Linked DNA regions of Homo sapiens: region 2 is linked to region 1. Evidence: read pairs that join two places in POLR2A ChIA-PET (ENCODE). Cell type or tissue: Panc1. All regions are shown on one strand. Each heading gives the region's core, and the rest is flanking DNA. Links, peaks and the distances in the headings are about the cores only. Region 1 overlaps RAPGEF4 (Rap guanine nucleotide exchange factor 4). Region 2 has its middle 29 kb from the start of MAP3K20-AS1.

Region 1 (11,157 bases), core at 1,926-9,925:
CTCTGTCTCAAAAAAAAAAAAAAAAGAACATGGTTCTATCTGAAATGATAGGACTCACATAGAGCTGGATAGAGGCCTGGGTCTGCGGCTTATGAGCTCTGTAACTTTGGGGATTTTAATTAGCCTCTCTGAGCCTCAGTTTCTTCATCTGTAAAATGAGGATAGTACTCAGGTTTTCGTCTGGATTAAATAAGTCTACATATGAACAGCACTTAAAAACAGGACCTGGCCCAGAGTTGGGTGTTCAGTAATTCTAGCTATTATTATTGTTATTATTAGTTGCATTTCGTATGCTGAATATTTGCTGTTATTATTATTGTTGTTGTTGCTATTCAATTACCTGAATTATTTGTTTTTTCCAGAGTTAGTTTTTCTCTTTATTTTTGTTTTTTTATGTTTATGGTACTAGTTTTCTCAGAGATCTCTGGTGATTGTTATTGTTTACATGTAAGAATGAAGAATTATGTTGCTTATTTTAGTTAGCTGGCATGGATTATCTCCACTATTGTGAAGTAGATTTTTCAGCCATAGGGTGCTTTCCTGAATAGGAAAACTCAATGAGAATCTTTAGTACATGATGGGACAAGTTGACCAGCAGGCTTATTGTAGGGTAATGTATTCATAATTGGCTCAGCCTGTGTGGTTGAGTCAGTGCCAGCATGCCTTGGAGTTTTTCTGTCTTATTTCGTGAAGTTATAACCCATATGGCTAATGAAAAAATGTGAGAGATTATATTGGAGGTGTTTTTTTTTTTTTTTTTTTTGAGACAGAGTCTTTCTCTGTCGCCCAGGCTGGAGTGCAATGGCGCCATCTCGGCTCACTGCAAGCTCCGCCTCCTGGGTTCACACCATTCTCCTGCCTCAGCCTCCCAAGTAGTTGGGACTACAGGCGCCCGCCCCCACGCCCGGCTAATTTTTTGTATTTTTAGTAGAGACGGGGTTTCACCGTGTTAGCCAGGATGGTCTTGATCTCCTGACCTCATGATCCGCCCGCCTCGGCCTCCGAAAGTGCTGGGATTACAGGCGTGAGCCAACGCACCGGCCTATTGGAGGTGATTTTTTAAAGTGGCAGGAAGAGTATCTTGCTGAGTATTTAAATGCAAATTTTTGCCAATGCTCAAGAGGCGTTTAAAGAAATGATTGGTTATCAAGAAGATAAAAATCAGGCCGGGCGTGGTGGCTCATGCCTGTAATCCCAACATTTTGGGAAGCCGAGACAGGTGGATCAGTTGAGGTCAGGAGTTCGAAACCAGCCTGGGAAACATGGTGAAACCCCGTCTCTACATATATATATATAAAAATTAGCTGGGCCTGGTGGCGCACACCTGCAATCCCAGCTACTCTGGAGGCTGAGGCAGGAGAATCGCTTGAACCTGGGAGGCGGAGATTGTGGTGAGCTGAGATCGCGCCATTGCACTCCAGCCTGGACAACAAGAGCAAAACTCTGTCTCAAAGAAAAAATAAAATAAAATAAAATAAATAAATTACACACACACACACACACACACACACACACACACACACACATATATATATATATATATATATATGCAGCCTCTAAGGATTTTTTTTTTAAGTAGCTGGGAAAAAATACTATCCCCTAAGCTTATCACAACTTACAGGATATGAAGAGAAAGGAAGGGTAATGTTAACGTGTATGCTGTGAATTTGTCTCCAGGTGGAATGGCAGTGACTTATTAGGCTCCCATTTCCATGAATGGATCCTCTGCTAAGTGTGCTTGGATACAGCACAGCTAGAGGAGGCTTTGAAGTTTCGGTCTTCCTTTCTTTTTCTCTCCTACCAGGCTCTGAAATGCATTAGGTTGGTGCAAAAGTAATTGCGGGTTTTGCCATTACTTCCAAAGGCAAAACCCACAATTCCTTTTGCACCAACCTAAAAAGGAAACATATTTACTGCTCCTGATGTGAATTATGACATTCATCCTGAGGAGGTAGAAGGAGCTTTTGCCAGTTTGGTTTTATTTTTATATATACTTATTTTTATTTTGTTTGTTTTTTTCAGGCAGGGTCTCACTCTGTCACCCAGGCTAGAGTGCAGTGGCAAGGTCATAGCTCGCTGTAACTTCAAACTCCTGGGCTCAAGCAATCTTCCCACTTCAACCTCCCAAATAGCTAGGACTATAGGTGCTTGCCACCAGGCCAGCTAATTTTTTAATTTTTTGTAGAGATAGGGTCTCCCTATGTTGCCCAGGCTGGTCTCAAAGTCCTGGTCTTAAGTAACCTTTCCTCCTCAGCCTCCCAAAGTGCTGGGATTACAGGCACCAGCCACTGCACCAGGCCCAGTTTTGGTTTTAAATAAGACTATTTAACCTATTTTATATCATAACAGTTTTTGTTATTCCTGTTTTTTTTCTTTGATAGTACCATTCTAAAGATAAGGGATCTTGGTAACAGGAGAGTCTTCTGTTTGCTCAGTACAAACAATATCTTCATCCTTAGCCCAAGTAGAGATTTTCAAGTTTGGAGTCAGAAGCTATGAGAAGATTAAAGTGGTCTGCATAAAAAAGAAAACATGACTTAGGGTCCCCAAGAATGATCTGCAAACTAAAGAGGGTGGAGAGAATTGGGAATAGAAAAAGGAGACCATGTGACTGGCAGCAGAGGAGAAAGAGCTCCAGACAAGATATATCCAATGAGGACTTGTTAAAATGAAATACTCTTGGGTTCTATAATGAAACCCCCTTGCCTCTGTTTTCTTCATAATATTCAGTAAATACACGGAGTTCAAGAACGCTTTGATTTCAGTGGAGTCAATTTCTAATGAAATAAACTACAGAGAATAATATGAAAACACATATGGGCCAATCATACGTATTTTAAGAGATAAACCATTTCAAATACAACTGAAGCCACTTCTTGTATATGAGTGAATCTCTTATGGTGAATACAAAGAAATGTTATTTCCTGAGTAAAGTCTTCCCATAACTGATATATGGCATATGATTTGTGGGATATTTATGAAGGGATTCATATACATACATACACACTTTTATTTTAAAGATAAAAGTTTAGAAAAAAATACTCCAAATCACTTTCCTAAAAACCTCACTTACTATATTTTGGCAAAATTAATCTCATGCTTTGGTTCTTGAACTCCTATCTGTTATTTTTATTTTGCAGCTTCAAAAGCCTGAATAAGCAGTCCTCTTGGGGACGAGAAGCTAGGCAGACAGCGAGCCTCATAGCTAACAACATATGCCTTGGAATCAGATGTACTTGGTTTGAGATCCCAACCTCTTTCATAATCTAAGTGTGTGACCTCGGGCAAGATATTTCATTTCTCTCAGTGTTTCCTCATCAGCAAATAGTGAAACTATTCATTTCTTAGGTATTTAGAATAAAATGCTTTCTGTATGTAACTGGCACATAGTGGGTGTTCAATAAATGCCAGAAGAACTGGCAGACAAAAAGCATTGATTACTGAACCAGTAAATAGCCCAGAAAATTCTCTTCCAAAGTCCACATTCAGAAAACTTTGTACTAAAAATCTGTGTTCCTTAGTGACCTTGCTTTTCTTCTAATTTAAAAAACAAGTACAGGACTTCCTCTATTTTTCTCCTAGCAACCATCTCATCGTGCTCAAAAGATTTCCATGCCCCGTGCTACAGACTTTCTTCAGTTGCTGCAAAGATGTTTTTTTCTAATGTATAAATGAACTCTGCACAATAAGCCTATAATACAACTGAGTATCACAGTTATTCCCATAATCCCCTCCACCCACGACTGTTTCAGTGTTGATTTAATGTTATTCATTTGCTTGTGTTGTTATTGGAAACAAATTCTTAATTAAAATGGCCCAGCATCACCTGGCTCACATAGAGTGCCACAAGCAATAATCCCTAATTTAATGTACACTTTGGCTTATACCTACAATTTAATTTCTGAAGCCAGAAATATAAATGGATTTTTATAATGGCTTCTGAGTATTAGGTGGGGGAAGATTAGGACTGCTAATGAAGAGCTACTTTCTTAGGAGGCATCTCGTAACAATGCATAATTGTTTCTAGGCGAGATAGACTGAGCATGTAAATGAACACCCAGGTTAGGCTAAAATCTAATTTCTGGCATGACCTATGTCTGTATGACTTGTGTTATATTTTGGCTTAGTTTCTAGTCTACTCTTTCATATATGAACATTTTATCTGTTGTTAAGGAGCATGAGTCTTTTATTCTATTTTCACTTCTCCTTTCTTTTATTCAGTAATTTGAAATGTTTTCTATTCCGCTGCAAATAACTTTTCAGTTGTGCCTATATAAAAATGTGGTATCTTGGTACAATTATTGCAGCAAAAACTTTGCAAAACTGGTGTAACCCAAGTTTGGAATACAAAGGACAGGCATCTGACAGAACTCGTAAACTGCCCCTCTAGCCCAAATCAATTTCAATGACTTAAAGCCACCATATAACTTTCTCTCCTTTTTCATCCTTTCATAATTGGTTTGGCTGAACTCTCAGGCATCCTTCAATGTTCTAAAGCACCTCTTTCTGTGGCCTCTCATTATAGCAGAGAGGCAGGAAAGGCACTAATATTTCTTGAGCACCAAGCACTCAGTATGCCAGACACTTTCTACACCTTCACTCATTTAGGACTCCCCCCAGCTTTTGTGAGGCAGGCGTTGTCATTCCCATTGCCAGATGTAGAAAATGAAGCTCAAAGAGATAAAATACCAAAGTTCACAGCTGAGGGCTATCACATTACAACAGTGTAGGCCACGGCACACACAACAGGAAGCCTGGTTGAGGAGGAGCTCTCTGTGAGGCAGTACCAATGGAGAGAAGGGTTGACTCTTGCCTAATACACACAAAGTTGCTGTCTATACTGGAGGTGGCCCTGATTGAGTCAAACCCAGGTCTACCTGATCTTCAAGCTGGTTATCTTTCTGCTGGTCCTGCTGCTTCCCCAAGAGCTAATAGAGTCACCCTGGAGAAGCACTTTCAACAGCTGGCTGCACCACGCCTGAAAAGCTCTCCCTAAACAAGAACAGTGGACCTTCCAGCCACTCCCCTTATGTGCTACCCTCACTCTAGTAGATGGTTTGTGAAAATGGCAACAGCTTTCCCCTCCTTATATTCACAACTTTGATGATATGACTTGGTTGTGCCAGACATCAAGAAAGAGAATTGTTTCTCCACTCTTTGACTCTTGGCTATCCTCTTGACCACTTTGGTCAGCAAAGTGCTGCAGAAGTCATAGTGTCTTCTTGGAGCACCAGTTCTGACCTGGGCCTCCAGAGCTCTTGCTTGTCCTCTTGCTTCCTGGGAACACTTCCCAGCCAACAAGTGATGAAACCCAGGATAGCTGGTTGGAGAGTGAGAGACTATATGGAACAGAGACAAGTCATTCCTTCTGAGGCCATCCTAGACCAGCTGACCACAAATGCATGCCTGAGTCCAGCCCTGATCTGCTAAGTCTGGCTCAGATGGCAGAACTGTCCAGTTAACCCATCAACTCATGGTTCATGGTTGTTGATTGAAAGCTTGTGGTTTTAAGTCACTAAAATTTGGAGTGGTTTATTATACAGTGTGATGGCTAATTTTGTCAAGTTGGAGGGTGTTTTTAGATGAGATTAACATTTAAATTGGTGAGCTGTGGCTAAAGCAGACTGCTCTCCATAATGCAGACGGGTCTCATCTAATCCATTAAAGGCACCTGAATAGAACAAAATGACTGGCCTCCATCAGCAAGAGAAAATGCTCCAGCAGACTCTGCCTTTGGACTTTATCTGCACCACCAGCCTTCCTGGGTCTCCACTTGCCGGCCTTCAAACTGGAACTGCACCATCAGCTTTCCTGGGTCTCCAGGCTGCCAGTCCACATGGTGCATTTTGGACTTGCCAGTCTGCATAATCATGTAAGCCAATCCTTTATAATCTCCCTTAAAGCTCATTCTATTGGTTCTATTTCTCTGGATAACCCGAATACACACAGCAATTGATAAACTCACTGATATCACTGAACAACCTCTTTCTTTATTCTTCTAAAGTTACCACAGCTTGGCTAGTGCAGAACACGTTCCCCAAGAGCTTCTGTGTCTCCTTACCTCAAGCGCTTCTCCCTGCTGGGGAGACTGAATCATCAGTCTGTCCCTCTGTCCTAAAGTGTCAGGACTCCTTCCTGAAATCGTCGATTCTCCTCCATTCCTGACAGGTCCTTGATGTTATCACCTGGAGACTTTTGCCACCTGTCTCTGGCTAAGGAAATAGATGGAGACCTGATGCAGCTTTTCCAGTCCTCTTTTTGTCTCAGGTGCTGCAAAAACCTGTTCTGAAGAGGTTTACACCAACTTTTGCTCTCATGTTTCTCTTGTACTGGTCCTCCTATTGTAGAATTCCACTCTTCCTGAGTTTTCTCTGGCTAGGAAGAGTCAGAACCCTCCCAGAGGAGGATGCAGGAAGAAGACTGGGATGGAATCAGGCGGCTCTCACATGCCCTGGCTCTAGGCTCTCTTTCTTCCTCAAATCTGGAGGGAAATGTCAGAGCCCATGAGCCCATAGTGCCTTGTGTTTACTTCCCTTTAGAGCAGGGCTTTGGCCCCAATCCTTCCAAGGTTGAATTGTCCCAGGAACAAAGATCCTGGCTTCCTGTAGCAGCATCCTTGACCTTCCCTAGCTGCCTGAAAAGCACATGCAAAGGAGCCCGAGCAAAGCGACCACATTTCCCATTCCCACGCCCTTATTCTCTGGGGGTTAGAAACATTCCCTTCACTCCTCCCATCCTGCAGTGTAAGACCACAGGCAGCAGGAGTGTGGTGCATCAACCCACAGGGCAGCAAGGATGGACAGAGGTTCTGGGGCTGTGATTGTCTCATGAGCTGCCCTGGCTTGACAGATGGGACACTGGCAAATGAAGCCTCCCTGCTCCTTGCTTGGATACCCACACACTGAGCCCTGGGTCCCCTGCCCACTCCTTCTCTCAACAGCTGTGCCATACATTGGCAGCTTCGGAGATGATGCAGGTAATTACGAGCTATGTCCAATGTAGCCCATTAAATGGTACAGCCACTGTAGAAGACAGTATGGCAGTTCCTAAAAAAATTAAACGGAATTGCTATACGATTCAGCAATCCTACTTCTTAGTATATACCCCAAAGTATTGAGAAGTTGGGACTTGAACAGGTGAATGGACAAACAAAATGTAGAATCGACATAAAATGGAATTCTATTCAGCCTTAAAAAGGAAGGAAATTCTGGTACATGCTACAATTTGGATGAACCTTGAAAACATTAAGCTGAGTGAAACAACCCAGACACAAAGGACAAATATTGTATGATTCCACCTATATGAAGTCCCAAAAAAGGCAAATTCATAGAGATAAAAGAATAGTGGTTACCAAGGGCTGGAGGAAAGGAAAAATGGGGAGTTAATGTTTGATGGGCACAGAATTTCAGTTTGGAATGTTGAAAAAGTTTTGGAGATAGATAGCAGCAACGGCTGTACGACAAGGTGAATGTACTAAATGCCACTGAATTATTTGCTCAAAAAGGCTTTAAGTGGTAAATTGTATGTTGTATATCTTTTACCACAATAAAAAATTAAAAAGTGGCCCAGTGTGGACTTAGTCAGGAGAAGGGATGATGTTTGTCTGTATGGGTGTCTGGGTCCACTACTGCTTTTGAATGCTTGCATTCTCCACAGCTCCCTCTGCTCTACCTTTAAGCCTTCATAATAAAGTAACTAAGGAATTAGGGATGGCCCTTACCAAGTGTCCTGGGCAGTGTGGTACACAGAAAGCAGTGGCCCTGCCGTTCAAGGGCTCACCATTGGAAATGCAACGCCCTGCCTCAAGCTCTTCAATGACTTCCTACTCAAAGGTCTGCATAGGCCTTACATGCTCTGAGCCCTTCTTAGCTCTCCAGCACATCTGGAAATGCTGTCTCCTTCGATCTCCATTAGCCACAGTGAGCTTGCTGTCCCTTATTGCCAATGTTACTTTCTGCTTAGAACACATTCTCCTCCTCTGTCTTAGCCAGCACTCACATCCTTCAGAGCTCAGCTCAACTGTCACTTTCACAGGGAACACTTCCTTGCCTCCGATCAGGTTAAATTCCCTTATTACATGCTCTTGCAACACCATATCCTTCCTTGGAAGCATTCTTTTTTTTTTTTTTTTTTTTTTGAGACAGAGTCTCACTCTGTTGCCAGGCTGGAGTGCAATGGCGTGACCTCGGCTCACTGCAACCTCCACCTCCCAGGTTCAAGTGATTCTCCTGCCTCAGCCTCCCAAGTAGCTGGGACTACAGGCGTGCACCACCATGCCCAGCTAATTTTTGTATTTCTGGTAGAGACGGGGTTTCACCACATCTCTTGAATGGTCTTGATCTCTTGACCTCATGATCCACTCGCCTCGGCCTCCCAAAGTGCTGGGATTACAGGCGTGAGCCACTGCGCCCAGCAGGAAGCATTTTTCTATTTATTTGTTCACATCATTTTTTGGTTACCTGAACAGGGACCTTCTCTAGTTGTCCTCACCATTGAATTCTGTGTCCACAGAGGGCACTCAGTAAGCACTTCAGTCATTATTTTCTATGAATGAAAATGAATGAATGAATGAATAGAAAAGTGACTAACAATACCTAAGTTAAAGGCTTTTTTCCAGTTTAGAAGTAAGGGATAAGGTAACTGTTCATCTAATACCACAATTTTCAATGTAGGACAGATTAAGATTACTCTAAAGCAAGAGATGTAATGCATTCTAGATTGACAGTAAAAGGAAAGCTATTCGAGGTAGGGGTTCATTTTACCACACTGCATATTCCAGGCTTTTTTTATTATTATTCGGAGCACAATTTGAAACTAAAATGACACTCTGTTTAATTTTCTCACACTGGTAGTCATTGATCTGCATTCATACCTTCAGAGGAAATGCCACTGAATTCAGGAGGAGTATATTTAACCTGCATGGTATTCAAAAATTGCCGGAAGAGCTTAGCTCCCATAAACTATGCCAGTGACCTTGCTAAATAGGTATGTTAAACACTCAAATGTATAATTTTCTACAGGCGCTTTTGGTAAAAACATTCTTCTTTTTCACATCTTCCAGCAAACCTCATTATCCTTCTTGTGACCCTGTAGGCATCTCATTTTCTTTTGGCTTGTTTGCAAGTTTTAAAGTATTAACTGCATCTCCTGCCTCAGGAAGGGTTGCTTGGCTACTACTCTACATTTTTAGAGTGCGAATTCTATTATTTTACCACTGCTACCTTCAAGAATGGAGTTTGATGCATTTTCAAAGAAGCTAGAAATACTTAAAAATGTCTTATCTTTATTAAGTACAGTAAGTTATTCTCATGTGGAAGAACAAGGGGAACATACATGGGGAATATGTATTAATTTTGAATAATGTTGAAACTATATTAAAATAAGATCGTAAGTTGGCATTCACCATGGAATTGGGGAGAAGTGCTGCTGTATATAGAATGCTAGCTTTCAGTAAAGTAGGAATAAAGACAAGCAAAACAAGAGCAAGGATGCCCCAGGAACGGGCTCCCAGCTTCGTTCATCATCTTTGTAAATTATCTAGAAAAGAAACTATAAAGGATATCTAAAGGAAAATATATAAAAGTGGAACCTTTGCAGCTGACATTGAGGTCTATCAGATAGTGAAATACTGAACGATAATGATTTCAAGAAAATTTATTCAGTGACCTTCTTTTATTGTCTAGTAAATCCCAGACACTGCACTTGCCTCCAGAGGCAGGTGTAATACCGCAGAAAACACCGCCTCTGGTTCTGGGGACCCTGAAATTTTATATGAATGAACACAGAGAGGCATTTGCCTGCTTTGGCATTTCTGAAAGTGGACTTTAATTGTGGGATGTTAAAAGGGATTACAATAGGACTTCTCAGAGCCTTCAGTGTGAGTGAATACTGGGAATCATTTCTATGAATGGGGTATATTATGCAGTGGTCCCCACATTTATTTGAAGATAGAATCTTGGTTTTGTTTTTGGCTTTGTATGTGTGTGTTTGTTTTTGGAGGGACAATATGTGAACTTGTGAGACTAGAATAGGCTGGAACACACTCTGGAAAATGCTGACTTATTAAAAAAAATAGAGGCATGTCTGGAATTTAAAGAATTTTGGATATCTCTTCATCAAATATTTGCTAAGTACTTAAATCACTGAGAAATGGCATGAGGCCCCACACAAGGGAGCTCTAAAATCCAGTGCCCCTTCAGAGCAGCAATGCTCCTAATTGCCGAAAAGTGAACACAACAGACAAATGTCTGTCAACTGATAAATGGATAAACAAAATGTAGTCTATTTATAGAATGGAATATTACATGGCCATAAAAATAAATGAAGTACTGGTACAAGCTATAATATGGTCAACCTTGAAAACATTATGCTAAGTGAAAGAAACCAGACGCAAAAGGCCTCATACTGTATGATTCCACTCATATGAAACATCCAGAGTAAATCTGAAGACAAAGAAAGCAGATTCGTGGTTGCCAGAGGTTGGAGGGAGAGGAGAAGAAGAAGTGACTGCTAATGAGTTCAGAGTTTCTTTTAGGGATGAGGAGAATGTTCTGAAGTTAGATAGTGATGATGGTTATCTATACAACTTTGTAAATATACTAAAAATCACTGGATTCTGCACTTTAAAAGAATGAATTTTATAATATGTGTATTTTGTGTCATTAAAAGATCCAACACCCCACCATACCAAATGGTTACCCCTTTCATATTATAGGAATTGAGATGAACACAACCATTTCTTGTCGACAATTATATTTAGTGAAGATACTAGATGTTATTTACAGAAGATATACATACATACAATTCCTACACATTAAATGTAGTCTAATTGTGAAAACAGGAAAAAATGTACTTCAAAATTACGTACTAAATAAAATAAATAAAAAGTAATTATTTGGCACAGTATCTATTATGTAGCAAATAAATAACTCCATACCATTGATTGAATGAACTATTTACAATCTTTGAAAGTGCAAAACAATTACTGAAAATTAAGATATTTGTAATAACATTTAAGTCCAGAAAATATGTTTTCATCAGGTACAATAAATTTGTAGCCAATAGTAAAGGTTTTTAATGCCCAGGAAAATATTTCAATTTTGAAAAATGTTTTATGCATATTGTGCTCTTCTGAAATGTTATTTTCTACTTTAACGC
Region 2 (11,157 bases), core at 2,020-10,019, 250 kb before region 1:
ATACAGGGGAACAACATTAAGAAGGACTGCCAGCTTCTCATCTGAAGCAACGGAGGCCAGAGGTGATGAAACAACATCTTTAAAAACGCTAGGGGAAAAAATCTCTGGCAAAAACTCAATATGGAGTGAAGGTATCATCAAAAATGGGGCATAAGGTAAGACGTTTTGAAATATCAGGGTGATAAAACTCATCAACAGTAGACATATAGTACAAAAAAATAAAGAGTTTGGCTGAAAGAAATGACATTATATGAAATTTGGATCTACTGAGCGAAGAAAGAGTATAAGAAATGATAAATGTGCAGATAAATAGAAAGGGCTAACTTTTTTCTTTCATTCTTTCTTTCTTTAGAGACAAAGTCTCACTCTGTCACCCAGGCTGGAGTACAGTGGTGCCATTATAGCTCACTGTAGCCTTGAACTTCTTAGATCAAGTGATTCTCCTGCCTCTGCCTCCCAAATAGCTGGGACTTCTGGCACACACCACCAGGCCTGGCTAATTTTTTTTTATTTTGTAGAGACAGGGTCTGGCTGTGTTGCCCAGGCTGGTCTCAAACTACTGGCCTCAAGTGATCCTCTTTTCTCAGCCTACCGAAGTGCTGGGATTATAGGCATGAGCCACCATACCCTGACTTTTTTTCTTTCTTAATTTCTTTTAGAAAGCAACTGATTGCTGAAAGCAAATAATATTGTATTATGGGATTTTAACATAATATAAAACCTATAAAAAGTATATATGACAACAATAACAAAAATAATGAGGAAAGTAAACAAAATTATACTATTACCAGGTTCTCAATTTTATGTGAAGTGGTACAATATTAACTCAGAATGTACTAATAAATTAAGAATCCATATTGTAATCCCTAAAGCAAGTATGAAAATAATACAAGAGGTATAGTTAAAAAGCCAATCAAGCAACTAAGATTGAGTACTAAAAATATTTGACTTACCAAAAATAAGGATGGGAAGGAGAAACAAAGGAACAAAAAATATTTGAGACAATTGGAAAACAAAGAACAAAATAGTAGAATTTAATTCAACATACTGATAATTATATCAGATGTAAATGTATTAAACACATCAATTAAAAGGCTGTGACTATAGACTGAATCAAAAAGGAAGACCCAGGCCAGGCACAGTGGCTCACGCCTGTAATCCCAGCACTTTCAGCGGCCAAGGCGGCGTGGATCACCTGAGGTCAGGAGTTTGAGACCAGCCTGGTCAACATGGTAAAACCCCGTCTCTACTAAAAATACAAAAATTAGCCAGATGTGGTGGTGTGTGCCTGTAGTCCCAGCTACTCAGGAGGCTGAGTCAGGAGAATTGCTTGAACCCGGGAGGTGGAGGTCACAGTGAGCTGAGATCGTACCACTGCGCTCCAGCCTGGGTGACAGAGTGAGACTCTATCTCAGAAAAAAAGGAAGACCCACTGTGTGCTGTCTAAAAGAGGCCCACTTTAAATGGAAAGGCATAGGTTGAAAATAAAAGGATAAGGAAAGATATACCAGGTAGACAGTAAGTATAAAAAAGTAAGAGAGGCTATATTAATGCCAGACAAATTAAGCTTCAAAACCAGAAAGTATTATCAGAAACAAACAGACACATTTTATAATGATAAAAGGGTTAAGTCACCAGGAAGATCTTTCAGTCCTAAATGGCAATATAGAGAAGCCCTGTCTCTACAAAAAATTTTAAAATTAGCCAAGTGTAGTGGTGCACACCTATAGTTGCAGCTGCTTGGGAGGCTGAGGTAGGAGGATTATATGAACCCAGAATTCAAGGCTGCACTGAGCCATGATCACGCCACTGCACTCCAGCCTGGGCAAGAGAGTGAGACCCTGTCTCAAAAAAAAAGTAAACAAACAAACAGAATTTGAAGAATTTGAAAATCACAATCAAGAAACTTTAATTACTCAATTGATATTTATAACACATTTCACCCAGTAACTATAGAATAGCAAAATATACATTATTTTCAAGTGCAAATGGAACATTCATCTAGATATACCATACCATGTGTTAGGTCAGAAATAAATCTTAATAAATTTCAAAAGAAATTCTAATTGTGCATATTTCTTAACCACAGGGAATTAAGTTAGAAATCAATACTATTAAGATATCTAGAAAAGTCTCAAATATTTGGAAATTAAACAGCACACAATTAAATAATCCATGAGTCATAAATTATAAGGGGAAAAATATTTTGTACTGAATGATGATAAAAGTACATTAGAGCGCCTGGTGCGGTGGTTCATGCCTGTAATCCCAGCACTTTGGGAGGCTGAGGTGGGAGGATAACCTGAGGTCAGGAGTTTGAGACGAGCCTGGCCAACATGGTGAAACCCCATCTCTACTAAAAATACAAAAATTAGCTGGGTGTGGTGGTGGGTGCCTGTAAGTCAAGGAGAATCACTTGAACCAGGGAGGTGGAGGTTGCAGTGAGCCAAGATTGTGCCATTGCACTCCAGCCTGGGAGACAGAGTGAGACTCTGTCTCAAAAAAAAAAAAAAAAAGAAAAGAAAAGAAAGAAAAACAGTACATTAGAAAAGGCAAAATGAAACAATGGTGATAAAAATCAGAATAGTGATTGCCTACAGAATATGGGGATTAAGTGAAAGATGGCACGAGGGATGACATTCTTGAATTAGCAAAGATGTGACTTTAACTGTTTTTGAGGACAGACTGTCTGAACCAAAGGCAGTGATGCCACTGTGTGCTATTAGTGCCATTACTATAATAATAATAATTATCATTTTTTTTTGAGACGAAGTCTCGCTCTTTTCTCCCAGGCTGGAGTGCAATGGCGAATGGCACGATCTCAGCTCACTGCAACCTCCACCCCCCGGGTTCAAGCCATTCTCCTGCCTCAGCCTCCCAAGTAGCTGGGATTACAGGCGCCTGCCACCACATCTGGCTAATTTTTGTGTTTTTAGTAGAGACGGGAGTTCACCATGTTGGCCAGGCTGGTCTCGAACTCCTGACCTCAGGTGATCTGCCCACCTCGGCCTCCCAAAGTGCTGGGATTACAGGCGTGAGCCACCGTGCCCAGCCTATTACTACCATTACATGTCTCCAGCCAAGACTTTTCCTCTGAATGCCAAATTCATATGTTTAATAAGCAACTTGATGTCACTTTGAATGTAACATATCAATAATGGGACTGTTGATTCCCTCCTTACATCTACTTGTCTCCAAATCTTTTCCACTGCAATAAATGGCATTATCATTTACCCAGTTGCTTAAACCAAAAACCTAAGCATTATTCTTAATTTCTCTCTGCTTTTTTTTTTTTTTTTTTTTTTTTGAGATGGAGTCTCACTCTGTCGCCCAGGCTGGAGTGCGGTGGCGCGATCTTGGATTACTGCAAGCTCTGCCTCCCAGGTTCACACCATTCTCCTGCCTCAGCCTCCCGAGTAGGTGGGGCTACAGCTGCCCCACCCCTGGCTAATGTTTTGTATTTTTAGTAAAGACGGGGTTTCACCGTGTTAGCCAGGATGGTCTTGATTTCCTGACCTCGTGATCCACCTGCCTCGGCCTGCCAAAATGCTGAGATTACAGGTGTGAGCCACCGCGCCCGGCCAATTTCTCTCTGTTTCTTATGTTTCACATCTAATCTGTCACCAAATACTGTTGATTCTGCTTCTAAGATACAGTAGTTCCTCCTTATCCTCAGTTTTGCTTTCCACAGTCTTAGTTACCCACAGTTAACCTCAATTTGAAAATATTAAATAGAAAATTCCAGAAAGAAACAGTTTATACGTTTTTTTTGGCCTGGCAATAAATATTTTAATTTTTGTTTCATTTTTATGATGACAAATAATTTTCAAGTTTATTTCCTTGCTTGTTTGTTTAAATACAAAGCTAAACTACAAACAGGTACAATCAAGACATTGTTGTCTCACATTTACACTCCCATCAGATCCTCTTCCAATTCACTGACCACTGACCAGGCTAGTGGGGGGTGGGGAGGAAGGCTTTTTCAGGTAGCACCATCGTGAGGCCTGGGGTGGGGCTGGGGGGAACCAAAAAGGAGGACAGGCTCTCATACCTGTTTCCATTCACATTTACCTGGGACCAGGGTGGGCAGGAGACACCAGGTCATGGCTCCTGAGCCCTGGTCCCTTGGACTGAAGGGACAGTGAGTGAGAATCGTCTAAATCGTGTGCCATTCTGAGTAGCATAAGAAAGTCTTGTGCTGTCTCACTCCATCCCACCCAGCACATGAATCATCCCTGGATGCATATATATTTTGCTATGTATGCTACCCACCTGTGAGCCACTTAGTAGCCATCTCAGTTATCAGATCAATCATCAGGTCAACTGGACGTATTGTAGTGCTTGTGTTCAAGTAACTCTTCTTTACTTAATAATGGCTCCAAAGTGCAAGAGTAGTGGTGCCGGCATATTACTATAATAGTTCTATTTTATTGTTTGTTAATCTTGTTAATCACTTACTATGCCTAGTTTATAATTAAACTTTATTATAGTCATGTCTTTAAAAAAAGCATATATAGAGTTTGATATTATCTGCATTTGCAGGTATCCACTGAGGAACTTGGAATGTATCCCCTGAGGATGAGGAAGGACTATGAATATGGCAAATCCATCTACTTCTTTTCTCTGCTACTATCATTCTAGTGTAAACCACCATTATCACTCTGAGTGCTCCAGTGACTTCATAAGCCAGAGCAGATTTTTAGAAAAGTAACTTGGTTTGTGTCGCGTTCCTGTTCAAAAAGTCCTTTATCAGGTTTCCAGTGCCCCAGGTACTACGTGATCTGGCCTCTGCCCACCTCCCCCATCTCATACCAGTGCGCCACCTGATTAATGTGGTCGGCACAGGAACATCTCAAAACTACCTTGAGGCCTTTGTGCGTGCTATTCTGTCTGCGTGAAATGATCTTTGTGCTCTGATTCTTTCTTAGCATTAAGTCTTTCTAAGTTTAAATGTTACCTCCCTTAGGTCCTATATTATTTTCAGAGTGGTCTCCCCTAAATCCTATTATATTCTACCTCAGTGCTACTGTTTGAATGTGTTCTCCAAAGTTCATGTGTTGGAAACTTAATCCCCAATGCAGTAGTGTTGAGAGGTGGGACCTTTAAGAAGTGATTAGGTCATGAGAGCTCTGCCCTCACACATGGATTAATGGTGATATTGCAGGAGTGGGTTATTTACTGTGGGAGTGGGCTCTGGATAAAAGGATGAGTTTGGTCTCCTTTTATCTCTTGCTCTCTCTTGCTCTCTCTTACTCTGTGATGCCTTTTACCGTGTTATGCAACAAGAATGCTCCCAGCGGATACGGCTCCTTGATCTTGGACTTCCCAGCTTCCAGGACTGTGAGCCAAATAAATTTATGTTCATTATAAATTACCCAGTCTCAGGTATTCTGTTATAACAAAACAAAGTGGGCCAGGTGTGGTGGCTCATGCCTTTAATCCCAGCCCTTTGGGAGGCCAAGCTGAGAGGATCACTTGAGCCCAGGAGTTCAAGACCGGCCTGGGCAATGTAGTGAGACCCTGTCTCTGAAAAAATCCAAACAAAACCAAAACGGACTGAGACACTCTGCGTTTCTATTTATTTTCACCACAGTTCCTTTCAGAATCTGAAATTTTTATAGTTATATGTTTATAACATTTCGCCTACAGTACCCAACACAGAGAGAGAGAGAGAGAGAGACACACACACACACACACCCCTACCTAGAATGTAAACTCCAGAAAAGCAAAGACCCTGTCTGTCTAATTCATAGCTGTCATCTTTGTGTGGTGGCCTGTATATCCTAAATGTTGAATGAGTTCAGTTAAGGAATACCAGGGGATGCCAAGACAGCCAACTGAGAGTTTCCTGGTTGTACTATTTGTAACAATCTCCTTTTCGTTAAAACCTACTAAGTGATCTTTTGATTTAGTAAAAAAAAAAAAAAAAAAAAAAAAATGCTGGGTTTGTTACTCTCGTTTTTGACAGCTATAAAAAGGAGAAATTAATCCACACAATCTCACACATTCTGGGAGGAAAAATAAACTTCTGGACTAGGCCTCTCAAGGCTCTTAGAGACGGAGAGAGAAACAAAGATGGACAAAGAACAAAGGAGATGGACTAAGAAGCTAAATCATCTCCCTGCCTCTTGTCTCACTCCCACCACCACAACCCACCCACCCAACCCAACCTCTCCCTGGCCTTGATTACACACATGTGACTGTATAGTTCCCCTGTTTGCAATTCCTCAATGACTTTTCATCAAATATTGAATACAAACTCATGATTTTCAGCCCAGGCCATTTATTAGTCTTTATTTCTTTGTTCTTGCCAGTGACTCAGCCTGCTTTTCTTTTCTTCTTAAAATTCTACCATCCATAATCCTCTATTGCTTCAATTTCTTTTTTTGCTTTCCCAAGGCTGGCTATGGAATGGGTCACATTTCCCGAGCAACCCATGTAGGGTAGATGTAGGGGATCGAAAAATGCTACTCCCAAATGTGTGACTTTGACATAAAGATTGTTTTGAGCTGGAAACAAATGAGAATCAACAGATATGAAACCGCCATTGCAAAATTGTAGCTGAGGCAATGAAAGAGATCTGACCTAACCAACTCATCTGGCTTCTAACCTCCAAGCTGTCCTTGTTCATTCCTGGGTATAAGCTGAATCAATAATAAGAGAATAAATTAGTTTATGGTTTAAAACAAAGACAATAAAAGCCCTTTCCCAAAACAAACCTCTTTCTTGCCCGGGGACTAGACTGCCTTTGTAGGACTAACAAATTAGCTGCAAGAATAGAAATTATGGTTTAGGAGTCATGCAGCTGGAGGCTACAAGATTCCAATCCTCCCTAAACTGCTTTTAAGATCAGTCCTTGAGATATTTTGCAGACCCTGTACTTGATGGGTCAGCTGGGACCACCCAGATCAATGAACTGGCTCATCTGATCGTGTGGCCCCCACCCAGGAACTGACTCAGCACAAGAGGACAGCTTCAATTCCCTATGATCTTATCTCCTACCTACCTAATCAATCAGCACTCCTGGCTCACTGTCTGCTCCCCCCACCCACCCCCGCACCCCAGCCCACACACACACACCCACCAAATTGTCCTTAAAACTCTGATCCCCAGCCGGGCGCAGTGGCTCGTGACTGTAATCCCAACACTTTGGGAGGCTGAGGCGGGCAGATCACTTGAGGTCAGGAGTTCAAGACCAGCCTGACCAACATGGTGAAATCTCCTCTCTACTAAAAATACAAAAAAATCAGCTGGGAGTGCTGACGCATGCCTGTAATCCCAGCTACTCAGGAGGCTGAGGTTCAAGCAGGAGAATTGCTTGAACCCAGGAGGTGAAGGTTGCAGTAAGCCAGGATTGTGCCACTGCACTCTAGCCTGGGTGACAGAGCAAGAGTCTGTCAAAAAAGAAAAAAAGAAAAAACTTCTGATCCCCAAATACTGGGGAGTCTGATTTGAGTAATAATAAAACTCTGGTCTCCTGAACAGCCAGCTCTGCATGAATTACTCTTTCTCTATCGCAATTCCCCTGTCTTGAGAAATCAGCTCTGTCTAGGCAGCAGGCAAGGTGAACCCACTGGGCGGTTACAAAATGGGAGAGTTCCCTTGTAGCAGGACGAGCCACAAATAAAACTCCTCAGACACCGAGTTAAAGAAGGAAGGGGTTTATTCGGCCGGGGGCATCGGCAAGACTCCTGTCTCAAGAACCGAGCTCCCCGAGTGAGCAATTCCTGCCCCTTTTAAGGTCTCACAACTCTAAGGGGGTGTGGGTGAGAGGGTCGTGATCGATTGAGCAAGCAGGGGGTACGTGACTGGGGGCTGCATGCACCGGTAAGTAGATCGGAACAAAACAGGATAGGGATTTTCACAGAGCTTTTCTATACAATGTCTGGAATCTATAGTTAACATAACCGATTAGGTCAGGGGTCAATCTTAACTACCAGGCCCAGGGTGTGGCGCCGGGCTGTCTGCTTGTGGATTTCATTTCTGCCTTTTAGTTTTTACTTTTTCTTTCTTTGGAGGCAGAAATTGGGCATAAGACAATATGAGGGGTGGTATCCTCCCTTACCCTGATCCCCTCACAGGACTTGTGACAGGGGTGTGGCTTATTTGCTTGGCTGCCACACACACTCAAACCCCTTACAGGATGGGGGGCATGCAGACAGGCAGGTGCAGGAGCCAGGGCAAGCACTTTTGGGCTCCGGCCCCATGGTAGCGTCTAGAGCTATGTTACAATTAATGCTTTTTTAGCAGTTACTATCCACAGATGACTGTTAAACCAGCTCAATGGAGAGTCAGAGTGACAGCCTTTTACATCCTGCCACCTTGGTATCTGGGGCCTTGTCCAGTGTCCAGGAAAAATCAGGTCACTCGGACTTGAAGGATGGTGAATGCAAGGATTTTACTGAGTGATGGAGGTGGCTTTCAGTGGGATGGATGGGGATCTGGAAAGAGAATGGAGTGGGAAGATGATCTTCCCCTGGAGTTCAGCTGTCCCCCCACCAATCTCTTCTCCAACTGTCCCCAGCCAAACTCCTCTTGACATTCAGATGCTCTTTCTCTTCTTCTCTTCTCTGCTACGCTGCTCTGCCACTCTTCTGGTCTTCTGTACCTGCTTGTGGAGCTTGGGATTTATATAAGCACAGGATAGGGGCGTAGTGAGCCATAGTGGTCTTGGAAAAGGCAACCTTTGAACTGAAAAGAGGAATGTCTGTTCCCATTTAGGGCCATGGGTTTCCAGGCTTGAGGGTGGGGCCTTTGCTGGGGAACTGCCCTCTTCTACCCAGTATTTCCCTGCCTCCTGTCCATATCAGTTACGGAGGCTGAAAGAAGCCTTTTGGACCTTTACTTATCTGACCAAAAGCAGACACTTCTGAAAAATGAGGATTTCCATAAATCCCCTCTCCCAGGGAGGTTTTAAGACATTGTGTCACTCACAGACAATTGTTGTCTTGTTTAATATTATTCAGTTTTATGGCCATGAAGACCACAAAGAGTTGATGCTAAAATGGATCTGCAGAAACAAACCTTGCCCCACCAGTTTCCCCCATGTATTTGCCTTCTCGCAATTTGTCACCCCTGGAAACTCCAAGTCCTTTTCTTTTGTCTTGGTACTTCTGTAACCACCCAGTGGGTCCACCTTCCTGCTGCCTGGACAGAGCCAATTTCTCAAGACATGGAAATTGCAATAGAGAAAGAGTAATTCATGCAGAGCTGGCTGTGTGGAAGATCACAGTGTTATTATTACCCAAATCAGTCTCCCCTCACAGGACTTGTGACAGGGGTGTGGCTTATTTGCTTGGCTGCCACACACTCAGCCCCTGGCTAACTCCTCTTCACACAAAGTAGGCTAGAAACAGCAGCCAAAGAGAAACAATAGGTACTTTTGTCTTGAGTGGGTGATTTGCATTTTGACAACTTCCTTCCAAGGAAATGCCTATCTCAAACAGCTTTTGCTTCAAAAAAGAAACGTGTTCTGAGACGGCTTTTTTTTTTAATTGACAGATTGCAGCCTGGCCAACGTAGCGAAGCTCCATCTCTACTAAAAATAAAAAGTTAGCCGGGCGTGGTGGCGCACGCCTATAGTCCCAGCTCTCGGGAGGCTGACGCATGAGAATTGCTTGAACCCGGGAGGTGGAGGTTGCAGGGAGCCAAGATCGTGCCGCTGCACTCCAGCCTGGGCGACAGAGCCAGATCTTGTCTCAAAAAAAAAATTGTAATTGTACTTATTCGTGGGGTAACATTTGAAGTTTTGACACATATATCTGTTGTCTAATGATCAAATCAGGGTATTTAGCTTATCTATCACCTCATGCATTCACATTTCTTTGTGGTGAGAGCACTCAAAAGCCTGAGCATTTTTAAATCACTCTTTTTAGACTTAGGGGATGCTTTCCCAAGCTCCCTTAAAGAGTGTTTTGTCTCCTAGACTGTTCTGGCTCCAGTCACTAAGACTCTTGAAAACAGGGACTGAGTATTCCGATGCCTAGCACAAGAATGATGGAGTGTTGATTCTGAGCACAAACTCTGACCTGAGGTGGCTGCATGGGGCACTGAGAGTGGTTGTGATCCTGGAAGGTGGAAGAGCACAGTAGCCACCTAGCAGCTTCTGCTCGATAGGAATTACTTATGGTCACAAATGTGCATTTGCCTTGTCCTGGTGAGCCTTCATCCTCACTGAGAACCATTTAGGTTTCTTATGTACCATAACAATTCTGCAGACTTTAGGCTTTCCTGCAAGAACTCTTGTTATCCTCCAGGCCTCTAGCAAAATGGCCTTCACTGCAGCTTTCATCACCTGTATCTTTGTAAGGCCCAGCCCCTAATCGAGATGGCCTGGGGAACTCCAGGGTCTCTAGGTGACACCCTTCAGCTCCCCACACCTCACCCACCATGAATGAGAAGACAGGTCATGAATTCTCCTATTGCTTTATGGCTCAGTTCAGTTCATCAGTCTCTCATTTTCAGGCAAAAGCCTTCTGAAGCTCCCACTGCCTCTGCCTTCAATTCCACATCCCTTTGCATTGATCTCATTCATCAACCAGCAGATTACCAGGGATTTGTCATTATCCTCAAGAATTTTAGAGCCCGTGCAAATGACCCATCCAACAGCTTGCCTTCAGACTTCCTTAATGTGATTCTAAAGATTCTAAAGATGGCCAAATTCCTGTCACACCTGAGAACAGCTCCATTTGCCTAATGGTCAACTCTAATGACACCACTCAACGTCAAACTCCTGGCCCTCTGCCTCACTTCCTCGAGGGCTGCTTTACAGTTAAAGAAAACCTACCTCTCTCCAACTACTAGCCCTTTACTCTCTGTGCTGCTGTGCCATTCCCCCACAACCTCTACCCAGGCCTTCTCTGGCAGCTGAGAGCTGTTGGAAAAAAATTACATGACAATGAAGGCTAATATTACACTCAATTTATGATGTCTAATTTAGGCTGGATTCTCAATTCTTCTATTCAGCGCTTTATAGGATTTCAGATCAGTTCTGTCCAAAGACAAAATTACAGCAAGTTTAGTTAAAGATCTAATTGGCTTTTATTTGTGATTCATGAATCAAGGCAGGTTCCATTCTATAAAACAGAATGAGAGCTCCCACTGGGCAATGGCAGAACAGCCAGTTTTGTAAGGTGGGAACAAGGAAGGAAACAGAAC

What was found. Peaks named below come from ENCODE experiments on the same cell type or tissue, not always from the same donor. Only the 100,000 strongest peaks of a DNase experiment are listed, where the experiment ranks them.
Region 2: POLR2A ChIA-PET joins it to region 1 with 6 read pairs; 2 of 35 experiments call an interaction of 5 or more read pairs at or near these places.

The regions. Positions count from the first base shown.
Region 1 is chr2:173,052,472-173,063,628 of GRCh38, reverse strand. It overlaps RAPGEF4 (Rap guanine nucleotide exchange factor 4), which reads right to left. Exons shown (of 31, transcript NM_007023.4): 31 at 10,736-11,157. Among named protein-coding and RNA genes, the nearest start is that of MAP3K20, 18 kb to the left of the region's middle. In Panc1, for the core only: no CTCF peak of the experiment used is centred there; no DNase peak of the experiment used is centred there; H3K27ac peaks cover 7,513 bases.
Region 2 is chr2:173,305,678-173,316,834 of GRCh38, reverse strand. No RefSeq gene overlaps it. Among named protein-coding and RNA genes, the nearest start is that of MAP3K20-AS1, 29 kb to the right of the region's middle. In Panc1, for the core only: no CTCF peak of the experiment used is centred there; no DNase peak of the experiment used is centred there.